Regions from separate parts of the Homo sapiens genome. Here all the other regions are linked to region 2. Evidence: read pairs that join two places in POLR2A ChIA-PET (ENCODE). Cell type or tissue: A673. All regions are shown on one strand.

Region 1 (2,500 bases), 70 kb before region 2:
AGGTAATTTTAAAATTTAGCCACAATGGAAAAATTTAAAAATAGGTAAAATTAATTTTGTTGTATATCTGTTTTGTATTTGCACTGAGAAAACATCTCAAATTTGATTAGCCACATTTCAGATGCTCAAAAGGCCACATGCGGCTAGTAGCTATACCATTACTGGGCTATGTAGATCTCAATAACAGTTCTTAAAAAAAAAAAAAAAAGAGAAGGAGGGAAAGGGCAGGGAAGAGAGATACAAACATTTTCAAGGACTGAAGGATTCAGTTTCCAAACTGAATAGGCTCTCAGAAAAGCCCAGCCAAATAGATGAGCTAGATCTCAACCAAGGCCATCATGATATTTCAAACTACTAAGGACTCAGAGAAACCTCTGCGGGCTTCTAAGAGGCAAAAAACAAAATGGGTTACAGTCAAAGGAATAGATACCAATAAAGCTTTAGACTTCTCATCAATACTGGATAAACAATGGATCAATACTTTTTAAAGTATGAGGGAAAAGGCCAGGCGCAGGAGCTCACAACTAAAATTCCAGCACTTTGGGAGGCCAAGACAGGAGGATCCCTTGAGGCCAGGAGTTCGAGACCAGTGTGGGCAATATAGTGAGACCCTGTCTCTACCAAAAAAAAAAGAACTTTTATTATTATTATTATTAAAAATTAGCCAGGCTAGGCGCCGTGGCTCACGCCTGTAATCCCAGCACTTTGGGAGGCCTAGGCGGGCAGATCACCTGAGGTCAGAAATTCGAGACCAGCCTGGTCAATATGGTGAAACCCCGTCTCTCCTTAAAAAAAAAAAAAAAATTAGTTGAGCATGGCGGCAGGCACCTGTCATCCCAGCTACTTAGGAGGCTGAGGCAGAAGAATCACTTGAACCCGGGAGGCAGAGGTTGCGGTGCCAAGATCACACCACTGCACTCCAGCCTGGGCAATAGAGTGATAGAGTGAGATGCCATCTGAAAAAAAAATTTAGCTAGGCATCGTGGCATGCACCTGTAGTTCCAGCTACTTGGGAAGATTGCTTGAGGCCAGGAGTTCAAGGCTGCAGTGAGCCATGTTGTGCCTCTACTCCAGCCTGGGCAGCAGAGTGAGACCCCATCTCTAAAGTTAAAACAAAAAATCTGAAGGCAAAACACCACAAACCTCTAATTCTATAACTAGCCAAAATACCAACCATATTAGAGGGTAGAAAAAAGGCATTTTCAAAGACCCAAGATCTCAAAAAATGTACCTGCCATGCTCTTTCATTCAAGAAGCTACTAGAGAATGCGCAGAGTAACAAAATAATGAGGAAACAAAGAATGAGGAAAATGCAAGAAACAAGAATTAGGAGAAAGGCGAAAGGAATCCCTGGATGAAACTGAGCGAGGCCTAGAGACTAAGCAGCCCAGATTAGAGTAGGTCAGAAGCAACCAAGGAAGACTTCATCAAGAACATGCAATTGACAGAGCACCTCATGGAACTGAGTGTGGATTTAGACAACTGGCAGAATTTGGGGGTTGAATTAGTAGCAAGTACACAGAAAACTAAGCAAATAGATAAAAGAAAAATATAAAATTATAAATTCTGAATGTTGAGCAAGTTAACTGTGTTAAGAGGATGAGAAGGGCGTGTAGGTAAAGTGGTGACAAATTACAGAAGAACTAAAGTTCAACTTTCATAATGTGAAATCTACTTTTTGTTTGGTTGGTTGGTTGTTTAGTTGGTTTTTATCTTGAGGCGGGAGTCTCGTTCTTTCACCCAGGCTGGAGTGCAGCAGCGCAGTCTTGGCTCACTGCACCCTCCACCTCCCAGGTTCAAACAATCCTCCCACCTCAGCCGCCCAAGTAGCTGAGATTACAGGCATGCACCACCATGCGCAGCTAGTTTTTTGTATTTTTAGTAGAGATAGGGTTTCACCATGTTGGCCAGGCTGATCTCAAACTCCTGACCTGAAGTGATCTGCCCACCTCAGTCTCCCAAAGTGCTGGGATTACAGGCATGAGCCACCGTGCCCAGCCTCTAATAATAGTTCTGAAAATAAATACAAGAAAGGAGCGATATAGACGTGTTATCTGAAAATAGGAAGGTAAAAAGCAAAATGGGGTTGAACACGGTTGATTCTGGGTGGAAAAATAAAGGGAAGAAGGGGTCCGCCATTTTCTCTAACAAACTTTGTAAAACTATATCTAAGCCTGAAGTGTATGTAATATGTAACTTTTACTTTAAAAGAAACATACTAAATCTGGATAAATAAAAGGTCTTTACCAGGCCCATGATAATGATTGTCCTTATCATCTAGCATTGAGTATTGGTTCCGCTGCATGGATGTGGATGGAGACGGTGTACTCTCCATGTATGAGCTGGAGTACTTCTATGAGGAGCAGTGTGAACGGATGGAAGCCATGGGAATTGAGCCCTTGCCATTCCATGATTTACTGTGCCAGATGCTTGACCTAGTGAAGCCAGCTGTTGATGGTGAGACCAAGCAATGGGACAGATGCACTGTTCACCTATGTAT
Region 2 (2,500 bases):
ACTGCACTCCAGCCTGGGCGACAGAGAGACTCCATTAAAAAAAAAAAAATCAGCGGGGCGGTGGCTCATGTCTATAATCCCAGCACTTTGGGAGGCTGAGGCAGGCAGATCACCTGAGGTCAGGGGTTCACGACCAGCCTGGCCAACATGGTGAAACCCCGTCTCTACTTAAAAATATATATATATACAAAAATTAGCTGGGCGTGGTGGTGCATGCCTGTAATCCCATCTACTCAGGAGGCTGAGGCAGGAGAATCATTTGAGCCCAGGAGGCAGAAGCTACAGTGAGCCGACATCACACTACTGCACTCCAGCCTGGGAGACAAGAGCAAAAATCCCTCTCAAAAAAAAAAAACCATTGTTAACTATAGTCATTCTACTGTGTGACTGAAGTACAAGACCTTTCCATAAAGACTCAATCCAACCATATTTGTTTCAAATATACTTCACAGCTTTCCATTTTCTACAGGATGACCAAAAGGAAAAAAAACTCTGTCCTTTTTTTTTTTTTTTTTTTTTTTTGAGATGGGAGTCTCGCTCTGTCGCCAGGCTGGAGTGCAGTGGCGTGATCTCGGCTCACTGCTGCCTCCTGGGTTCAAGCGATTCTCCTGCCTCAGCCTCCCGAGTAGCTGGGACTACAGGCGTGCGTCACCATGCCCAGCTAATTTTTGTATTTTTAGTAGAGACATTCACTATGTTGGCCAGGATGGTCTCGATCTCTTGACTTCGTGATCCGCCCACCTCAGCCTCCCAAAGTGCTGGGATTACAGGCGTGAGCCACTGTGCCCAGCCTGTCCATATTTTTAAATAACTCCAATCAGGCCAAAAAAGAATACAAGCCTGATCTCAAACTGGCAGGGGGATACCTTTTTAATTTATAAAAGGAGGTAAAAATGAGGTAGCAGAACCCTAACAATGATGGGAGGGAAAAGAGGCCAATTATATGCCAAGATTTGTTCAATATGTTTGAGAAAGTATTCTACTTTCTGTTCCATCCCGAAACATGTCCTAATGATGAATGTTTTCTGTATGTTTGGCATTGTAAAAGTAATCATTTTCTTTCATTATATTATTACTCAACATTTACCTGGGTATGTCTCACAAACATGAGAAAATGAGACATGTTAAATCTTTAAAAATTTAGCAAGTCATTGCTGTTTCAAATCAAAAGGAAGTGTAAAGTTAGTCACTGTTACAAGTCAGATTCCTAGGCATGCAAACTCTTAGGACAGGTTAGTGTGCAGAAAACTTATGAAGAGCTTCTCTCAGGATTATCATTTGTAAAGGAAGGAAGGAAGTGGCTGGGATGAACTCACAAAAAAGGCCTCAGATGACCCAAAAGAAACTCTAAAGCTGAATGACTCCTTAGGGTTGTCCTATGCTGGGCCCAAGGAGCCAGGTACTTTAATGAACCAGAACCTGGAGGCACACTACTCACAACGAAAGCATGTGACCATGAATGAGTTGCTCTCTTCAGCCAAGGATGATTCCCAGACAGGTCTCACAGCCTCAGCAGCACACCCACTAGCTAAAAGAATGAATTTCTTTAAGCCTTAAGTGGGGATTTGGGTATTACATCATGGCATCCACTACAATCAGTAATTCTGTAACTGTCCAAGTCTGACAAATTTTGAGTAAAACAATGTCATATATATTAATAGTGTGCTCCTAAGTGATTTGGCCCTCAGTTTCTTAAAGCTATTAACTAAATATCTAGGTTCTTTTCACAGCTGTAAAATTTGATGATTCCAAGACGTATGGCCAGGTCTATAAAGGGTGTATCAAAAGCCTTGCATTTGGGTATAATTAATTTTCACTAGGTATCATGTTGAGGTAACAGGTATGTATGTGAGAGTTTTATTCTACTTTGTATGTTGAAACTTTTTCTTTTTTTTGGAGACAGGGTCCCACTCTGTTGCCCAGTCGCTTAGGATGAAGTGCAGTGTCATGGCTCATCGTAGCCTCAACCTCCTGGGGCTCAAGCAATCCTCCTAACTCAGCCTTCTGCGTAGGTGGGACCACAACTCCTGGCTCAAGCGATCCACCCACCTTGGCCTCCCAAAGGGCTGGGATTACAGGCGTGAGCCACCGCACCTGGCCTGTATATTGAAATTTTCTATAAACGTGACAAAATAAAGTCCAATGAAAGCTTGAATATTTCTACTTATGTCAATTTTTTCATGCTTCCAAATTTACCAGAAGGTTTACATATTTAAGTATTCTCCCTCTCTCCACCTCTCATCATACTCATACTCACTCCCCGACAACACATACACACATACAGTACCCTTTTCTTCTTCCCTCCTACGTAAATCCTCCTCTCCCTCCAATGCTTTGGCTCACATACCTCCCATACTCCCCCCACCCAGTTACCTATACCTAATGTTATTTATACCCTCTCTCTCACTTCCACCTTCAACCTTCCTTCCTATAGCAACTCCCCATCCAGTTATTCCCTATGCAGAAGCTTCTCACCAGAATGTGTCTTCTAATGAAAGGC
Region 3 (2,500 bases), 86 kb after region 2:
CCCTCCCATGAACAGCCCTTGCTTTGCTTACTAAATTGTCTGTGATGACATCACTGAGTGATCTTTGTTCCATTGTAGGGAAAGCTAACAGCCAGGGAGAGGATCAGTCTCTTGCTGGACCCTGGCAGCTTTGTTGAGAGCGACATGTTTGTGGAACACAGATGTGCAGATTTTGGAATGGCTGCTGATAAGAATAAGGTATTTGTTCAAATGGTGGTGTGAACACTTTTTAGGTGTGGCTCAGCTGGCCTACCCACTAGAATAATAATAAATCTATAAGGCTTTTATCTGAAGTCCTCTGCAGAGGCACTGCAGACATCAAGCCCAGATAATTTTTGTATTTTTAGTAGAGATGGGCTTTCGCCATGTTGGTCAGGCTGGCCTTGAACTCCTGGCTTCAAGCAATCCACCCACCTCGGACTCCCAAAGTGTTGGGACTACAGGCGTGAGCGACCGTACCCTGCCTTGTGTTTCTTTATACGTCCTCCTTCATGTAAGCATAGAGAAGTGGTGGCCCTGGGTCTTGATTGTTTTGCTTTTAGGAGGGTACATAAGGCCTAAGATGACAGTGCCATTCACTCCTATTGATGAAGTAGTAGCCCTGTGCTTGCTGTTGTAGAGCTGGGAAAGTGGGGTGGGATTCCTTCATGTTCCTTGTTCATATTGACGTTTTAGGAATTTGGGTTTTGTTTTTGTCTTTCATTGAGGCATAGTGGCCAAACTCATTAGAAGAAGTATTTGGATTTTTTAACCTTTATTTTTGCATTTTTCTGGTAGTTTCCTGGAGACAGCGTGGTCACTGGACGAGGCCGAATCAATGGAAGATTGGTTTATGTCTTCAGTCAGGTATTTCATAACTCCAATAGTCTGAACTTTTCTTGGAGGGCAGAGCCAAGAGGAAAATATGTGAAAGAAGCCAATCTTGGGGAATGAAAACTTGCTTGTAGTTTGGGGAAAATGAGGGATTTGCTTTGCTTTTCAGTGCGTGTTTCCAGAATATTGTGTGTTTTTTACTTAGGAAGAGTCCTTAGTCTGTTTTGGGGGGGATCACAGGGCACTAGCCTTGTACAAAGGTATCCCAAGAACCAGGAATTTATTCCAAGTGAATGAGATTCCTCTTAGCTGGGTTGGGTGTGTGCCTGTAGGGCATCTGTGTCCTGGGCAGTGTATGTGGACTAGAGAGAGTGCAGTGGGTGCAGCCTCGCAAAGGGGACTTGACTCTCAGAACCAGAGTCCCCCTGAGCTTTGGGCTTTCATGAATATGTTCAGAAAATTTTATCAGGGTGCATCAAGACAGATACAGTTTGTTCACACACATAGCCAAAGCTATCAATATGTTATTTTACACGCAAAAGGGAATGAAGGTTGTTAATCAGCTGGCCTTGCAATAGGGAGAGTAGCCTGATTTATCCAGGTGGGCCCAATATAATCACAGGGTCCTTAAAAGTGGAAGAGGGAGGTAGAAGAGGAGCTTATAAGGATGTGATATGAGAAGGACATGATCTGCAGTACCTGGCTTTGAAGATGGGAGAAGGGGACCATCAGCAAAGGAGTGCCCATGGTCTCTAGGAGCTGGTAAAGGCAAGAAAACACATTTTCCCCTGGAGCCTCCAGAAGGGAGCACAGTCCTGCCAACCTTAATTTTAGCCCAGTCAATCCTGTGTAGCGCTTCTAAATTATAGAACTATAAGATAATACATTTGTGTTGTTTCAAGGCACTGAATTTATATTAATTTGTTATAGCGGTAATAGAAAACTAACACAGAATATGTTGTGTACTATTTTGGATTTGACTTTTTTCTCTCCAGAGGTGGAAATATGTATATAATTTAAAATGCTTAGGTCTTTTTACAGACCTAAAGTTTGATATTAAAATTGGCTAGGCGTGGTGGCTCATGCCTGTAGTCCCAGTACTTTGGGAGGCTGAGATGGGTGGATCACCTGAGGTCAGGAGTTTGAGACCAGCTGGCCAACATGGCGAAACTCCATCTCTACTAAAAACACAAAAATTAGCTGGGTGTTGTGGGTGCCTGTAATCCCAGCTACTTGGGAGGCTGAGGCAGGAGAATCGCTTGAACCTGGGAGGCGGAGGTTGCAGTGAGCCGAGTTTGCGCCACTGCACTCGAGCCTGGGTGGCAGAGTGAGACTCCATCTCAAACAAAAAAATAATAAAATAGTTATACTTGGTTAATTTAAAATCTGTCGTAGTTAGTATGCATTTACCAATTAAATTACCTTTGAAATGTTTTAAAACTGTTATAAATTGGTCTACCAAATGCCGAAATAGAAGGAATCACATTTGTTTTGTGCAATTTATGAGAGCTGAGAAAAACTTGTACAGAAGGAACCATTGAAAAGAGAGATAGAACAAAGATGTTTTCTGGACATGATGTTCACTCACCACTATTAAGCAGATGGAAGAATTCACTGAATTGATACTTTTGACCACCTCTTATGCTCATGTGGTAGGGTGGGAGTGAGGAGAAGGTGGAGATGACTG

Evidence for each region. Peaks named below come from ENCODE experiments on the same cell type or tissue, not always from the same donor. Only the 100,000 strongest peaks of a DNase experiment are listed, where the experiment ranks them.
Region 1: POLR2A ChIA-PET joins it to region 2 with 7 read pairs; 4 of 35 experiments call an interaction of 5 or more read pairs at or near these places.
Region 3: POLR2A ChIA-PET joins it to region 2 with 7 read pairs; 7 of 35 experiments call an interaction of 5 or more read pairs at or near these places.

The regions. Positions count from the first base shown.
Region 1 is chr3:136,099,726-136,102,225 of GRCh38, forward strand. PPP2R3A (protein phosphatase 2 regulatory subunit B''alpha) reads left to right here. Exons shown (of 14, transcript NM_002718.5): 11 at 2,282-2,457. Among named protein-coding and RNA genes, the nearest start is that of MSL2, 95 kb to the right of the region's middle. In A673, no CTCF peak of the experiment used is centred here; no DNase peak of the experiment used is centred here.
Region 2 is chr3:136,170,011-136,172,510 of GRCh38, forward strand. The region is part of intron 1 of MSL2 (MSL complex subunit 2); the gene reads right to left. Among named protein-coding and RNA genes, the nearest start is that of MSL2, 25 kb to the right of the region's middle. In A673, no CTCF peak of the experiment used is centred here; no DNase peak of the experiment used is centred here; H3K27ac peaks cover 498 bases.
Region 3 is chr3:136,255,778-136,258,277 of GRCh38, forward strand. PCCB (propionyl-CoA carboxylase subunit beta) reads left to right here. Exons shown (of 15, transcript NM_000532.5): 2 at 79-198; 3 at 778-846. Among named protein-coding and RNA genes, the nearest start is that of PCCB, 6.7 kb to the left of the region's middle. In A673, no CTCF peak of the experiment used is centred here; no DNase peak of the experiment used is centred here.